2 separate regions of the Homo sapiens genome follow, and region 1 is linked to region 2. Evidence: chromatin loops called from intact Hi-C (ENCODE). Cell type or tissue: HCT116. All regions are shown on one strand. Links, peaks and the distances in the headings refer to the core of each region. The heading gives the core; the rest is flanking DNA. Region 1 overlaps SORCS3 (sortilin related VPS10 domain containing receptor 3). Region 2 overlaps SORCS3 (sortilin related VPS10 domain containing receptor 3).

Region 1 (2,808 bases), core at 47-2,546, 170 kb before region 2:
TGCCACTGTATGGGCCATGTTGGAGACAGGATTTGGAAAAGTGGTAGATGGAAGGAAAAGCAGAGAGCACACACTGGGTCCAAGAAGATGTGGGGCCACGGTACCTCTGAATGTGCTGTGTGTGGTGGAGTATAATTCTCCATTGTAACTTGAATTGTTTTTGAGAAAATGGCAACTTCCTTTCTGTTTCCACCCAAAGGGTGCATATTGGCCTTCTGTGACATATTGTCCCATTATCTTCTCCCCCATGACTATGTGGTTTGATTTAACATAAATATTATCTGCATTCCAGTATTATAGACAAGGTTCATTTATCCCTGGGTAATGATCTTTTAGGTTTCTAATGTTTCAGGGGTTAGAGGAAGGATGGGAAAAGTGGTTGTTCTCAGATTCACATTCCTTCAATACTTCTGGTGACTAGCCTCACATCCCCAAGTTCTCCTTGCCTTCTGATTAAATGTGGTTCTGACTCTCAACATCTTGTTTTCCCAGCTTAAGTGTAAGCCCTCTGAGAGCTGATTCTGTGACTTGTGCTGACACAGCTCAGGATTTACATAGAGAAAATGATCAGTAAATACTTGAGTAGTGGGCAGTGTTTGTCCACTTAATCTGTGCTGCAGCAATGGAAAAAATGACCTTCTCAAGAGGGTGGCAAGTCCTGCTTTGCAAATCACTGAGTAAAGGAAAAGCCCCGAGGAGCCTTGGGACTGCTAGCCTACCTGCTCAATAAAGTTCCACCTTAAGATACAGGCTAAGCCTTACCTCCTGGGCCTGCAGTAACAACATATTTTGTAATGCTGATTCCAGAGGACTTGACTGTGGCAAGCTTGGGTAAGTTAGGTATCAGTACATGTCTTTGGAAATTGCAGCCTTCTCCCCCTTCCCCCTTTCCCTTCCTCTCCCTTTCTTGCTCCTTGTTTTTATTCCTCCCCCTTCCCCCTTCCCCTTTTCCTTCCCCCTTCCCCTCCCACTTCCACTCCCCGTTCCCCTTCCCCTTCTCCACTCCCTTCCCCTTCCCCTCCCACTTGCCTTCCTCTCCCCCTCCGCCTCCCCTCCCCTTTCCTCTCCTCGCTCTCTTTCTGCTTCCCCTTCCCTTTCCCCTTTCCCTTCCCTCCCTTTTCCCTTCTCCCTTCCCCTCCCTCTTCTTCCCCCCTCTCCTCCCCTTCCTCCTACTCTTGGTTTTTGATAAATTTATGAGTCTATTAGAGCTTGCTGGTAGTATAAAACATGGTCAATAGGTGCCACTCTTTGAATAGTTTTACTGTAGGCATTGCTCATCGTACTCCAGTACAGTGCATACTAAGGGATCTAGAACCCAGATGTTTAACAGAATAAGCAGAATTGGCACTTGAGTCAAATGTTTTCTGAAAATAAACCTCTAAATATATTCTCCTTGACCTGGGTCAGAACTGTAGAGCAGAGCTTCTAAAGGTATGGTTCACAGGAGAACTGCCTTAGAATTACAATTACCTGTCTTACTTGTTTAAAGTACAGCTTCTTGAGCTCCAAAGTAAATGCACAGAATCTAACTCCATAGGGAAGGCACCATGAATCTGCACTGTTCTGGGAGCTCCCCAGGTGATTCTTACATGCACTGAAGTTTGAGAATCATTTAGAGCAGTCACTTTTCCTTCTTTAGAGGGAGATAAGTAGGCACATTGGATTGGAATTCAGTATTAAGGAGGTGAACAACAGATAGTTTTTGAGACATCTGAGAGTTTGTTATACTGAAAAAACTGTGTCCTACTTTTTTTTTCTAAATTGTATTTTATAACACAAAGTATATTTAAGGAGAAGTTGTGGTTGAGACGGGGCCAGGGAGAATGGGAGAAAGGAAACAAAAAATTAGATAAGCAAAAAGATTTTTTTCTGTCTATTGTTTTCTTCAATGGTGTGGTATCCATTACCATCAAACAGAGCACCTGTAATAAGTCACCAGGGCTCTTGAAGAAATTGGTGAAGCTTCATTCTCTTGCAGTGCTTATTAGTGATTCAGTGTTTGTTCAGCTTCTGCTGATGGAGAATTTTCTCTTCAGAAGCTTCACAAGTCAGAGGTTACCCCTTGCTCCCTCCAACCCAATTTTCTATGCAAGAAGCATCTACTTTCTCTGCCTAATTAGAGACACTCCTCCTCCTGAATGACACTGGAGTGACCTGTCATGGAGGCAAAATGAGAGCACATAGAGAGTGTGGGTAAGTATGTAAAGACCTGGGCCCAGAGGGAGGTACAGAGGGCAGGGGCGAAGTGTGGAGCTGGCTATGCAGACCGAATCCAAATGGCCTTAGAGAGTAGCTCCACTTTCCAGCACCCTCTCTGCAGAATATTGACACAGGCTTCACTTTGTTTCTTCCTTGCTTCTGTGTCTCCCCTCTCCCACCACTCTATCTTCCAAACCTTCCACCTCTCCTGTTTTCATGAGTGGAAGAAGAGAGGGTCAAAGAACTGCCAACTTACTTGCATTTAAGAAAGTGGAGCCAACATGTAGTGTGAGAAATGTGTGGGCTCTTCACAATTGCACAGGGAAGAGCAGAGATTCAGGAGAAATGACACTCCTTCCAGGGGCTCTAGACTGCTGCATGTTAGGTCCCTACCAGCCCACAGCCAGAGGAAAAGCCAGGGTGAGGCCACTTCACAGGGCTGGCTCTGGAGGCCATCCCAGATGCTGTGCCCACGGAGGTGTTGTGGGCTGTTTCTGTTTCTGGAAACAGTTTCAGAACCTGAGTATCTGAGGAGATATCCGGAGGACCACAGTGAACATTCCTACTCCTTGAATGGAGGCTGGCCATGGTCCTTGCTGTGGGGAATGT
Region 2 (2,808 bases), core at 227-2,726:
GGAAAAGGCTGTTAAGCTGTTGGATTTATGTGTCGGGATGTTAGGAAACAGTCTTGAGCTTAAGAGCACAGATAAGTCTCCTTGGCAAACAAAGACGAATTTAACAATAAAAGCTGTTTGGGATTCTTGTTGTTGAACATAGGATCAAATGCAAGTAAACCCAGACTGCTATCAATTCAGCAAACAGTTTTTGAAAACTTTCTCAGTGATCAACATGGTGCCAGGTACAGGGATCACCAAATGAACAGACTTGGTCTCTGTCCAAGGAAACATAATCTATCAAGTGCTTTGGTAACACAAAGGAGGGACTGATTAATCTACCATGAATGTTTAGAGGAAGATGTGGCAGAGGTCACATTTGACTAGGCTTCAAAACAGTGGTCCCCAACCTTTTTGGTACCAGGGACCAGTTTTGTGAAAGACAATTTTTCCACAGATGGGGGCACAGGGGGTGATTTCAGATGAAACTGTTCTATCTCAGATCATCAGGCATTAGTTAGATTCTCATAAGTGTGCAACCTAGATCCCTTGTATGTGCAGTTCACAGGAGGGTTCATGCTCCTATGAGAACCTAATGCCTGATGATCTGACAGGAGGCGGAGCTCAGGCAGTAATGTTGGCCTGCCGTCCACTCACCTCCTGCTGTGCAGCCCAGTTCCTAACAGGCCACTGACCAGTATAGGGGTTGAGGACCCTTGCTTCAAAAGGTAAGTTAGAGTTTGCCACGTGGATCAATGGTTTTTATGCATTCCCATTGCAATTGGACTTCACTTTAGAAATTAAGCAGATTCTAGAAAATGTAGGTGTTAATTTGAATGCCAGGATGCCAAATATATAAATTCATTAGGAGAGTTCACTATAAAATCTAAGTTTTATTTTAAAAGATAACTAACATAGAATAAGTGTTTTCAAGTCAGTTTAAGTTCTCTTTCATCATGGCCGAAAGCTCACATTACTTTCGCTTACCACGAGGCAAAACAACATTAAATATCTGAGTCAAGAAGGATGGTGCATATGATACGTTTTCCTTCAGTCTAGAGCAAAGTAAGTTCGGGTCTTGGAAGGGCAACCCTTCCCCACTCCAGCCAGATGCCTCATTCCCCATGGCTGAGTCAATACAAAAAGAATGAGTGAGTCAATTCTTGCTCACCTCAAGGGAGCTTGTTGAAGGTCACTCAGCAAAGTGGTGGCAGAATGCCATTGCTTTATGGACCTTGCCACACTAATGGGCACTTCCAAATGATGCTTCCCCACATGTTTGGCCTCTCTCCTCTGGCAGTGCATGTGTGTGCTTTTACCTTTAATTACAAGGCACAGCAGTGCACAGTGGTTTGGATGCAGGTGCCAGTGGAGATGGAAGCCAGCCAAGTAGTAGACGCTTGACCTGGTGAAGGATGACAGATTGACAGAGTTTGGACTCTGGTATTACCCTTTGATTTTGCTGAAGTTTAATGTGTTTTCGGCACTTCCAGGACTCCCTATGCATCACGAGCCCATTCAGCCTCAGCTTGCTTCTTTCTTTACTGTCGTTAGTGCCTTAAATTTTTGACTGGGAAAGAAATACATCAGAGAGACCCAAACTTTCTCAAGCTGATGTGGTTCTCAGTAGTTAGCTGGTAAATTTATAACCTGGAATGAGGCTGGGCTTTGACATCTTCCAAGTGAATGGCCTTCATTGGTCAGGGAGGAATGTTTTTCAGGGGGAAGTGTTATGTGACAGAATTTGTTTTTATTCAGTTCCTACTCTGATCAAAATCTGCCAGTGACTTCTCATTGCCTGTAGGATTCAGGCCAAACTCCACAGCATGGGGTTAAAGCTCCTTCGTAATGTACACCCAATATTTTTGCTTGCCTTATCTCACTCATACTCTTTGACCTTTTTTGAATTTAGATTCCCCATGTTTCCTTTACACTCCCCCAGTAGCACCAGTGCTTATGCCCATAGTATCCTCTTAAAATGATCCTCCCTAACTTTTTTCCACTTACTTGAATTCTAACCATCTTCAGGGCCCTGTGCAGAAGTCAGTTCCAAGGGGGCCTTTCCTGATCACCTTGGCCCAGTGTTTCCTCCCACATTTCCACCAACATATTATCTTTTAATGTTTCCATCTATATAAATATGGCTAGTTCTGTTATGGCAGGCACTGAGTTTTCCCCATTCTTGTATGCATCATAGTGCCTGGCATAATGTCTTGCAGGCTGTCACAGTGCAACATTTTTCTTGCTGCCTTGCGGGGGAAGCCGTGATGCAGGTGTTGAAGGCAGTTCCAGGGTAGCTGGATTGCAGCCACTTGTCAATGGTTCTCAATCTTTCCCTGGACGAGGCCTGTGGAGGGCTAACTAATGAAGAGGTCTTTTGCTTCAGGTTTTATCCCAGCTTCCCAGATCTGCTTTCCTGGTCCAGATGGCACCTGAACTTGGCTACTGCATTCTGGACCCACCTTCTGTGTTCAGCATTCTGCTGGCCTCTCCTGTCACTGCTATAGGATTAATGGCTTCCAGCTGTGATAGTTATACTCTTCCTCTAGCACCCTCTGCCAAAATCCAGAGTCTAGTACCTCTGGCTGGAGGAGACGAGGAAGGAGGAGTAAAGGAGACATTTATGGTGGAATTGATTACTCCCTTTTTGATGCTTTCATCGCACTCTTGTTTACCTCCCTAGCATGTATCTTCCTGTAGCTCAGCCATTTATGTCTTTGTGTCTCCTGCTAAGTCGTAAATGCCCCAAGGCCAGAACCATGCATTATCTGTCCCTGCTTACTGGTACCTAACACAGTGCCTGGCACTGGGTTGACATTCATTTCAACT

What was found. Peaks named below come from ENCODE experiments on the same cell type or tissue, not always from the same donor. Only the 100,000 strongest peaks of a DNase experiment are listed, where the experiment ranks them.
Region 1: a loop joins it to region 2, with 11 times the contacts of the local background. A loop is called at or near these places in 7 of 110 quality-filtered maps.

What each region holds. Positions count from the first base shown.
Region 1 is chr10:104,766,674-104,769,481 of GRCh38, forward strand. The region is part of intron 1 of SORCS3 (sortilin related VPS10 domain containing receptor 3); the gene reads left to right. Among named protein-coding and RNA genes, the nearest start is that of SORCS3-AS1, 100 kb to the left of the region's middle. In HCT116, for the core only: a CTCF peak has its summit at 1,249; a DNase peak (open chromatin) is centred at 1,268; H3K27me3 peaks cover 1,300 bases.
Region 2 is chr10:104,936,595-104,939,402 of GRCh38, forward strand. The region is part of intron 3 of SORCS3 (sortilin related VPS10 domain containing receptor 3); the gene reads left to right. Among named protein-coding and RNA genes, the nearest start is that of SORCS3-AS1, 270 kb to the left of the region's middle. In HCT116, for the core only: no CTCF peak of the experiment used is centred there; a DNase peak (open chromatin) is centred at 1,187; H3K4me3 peaks cover 550 bases.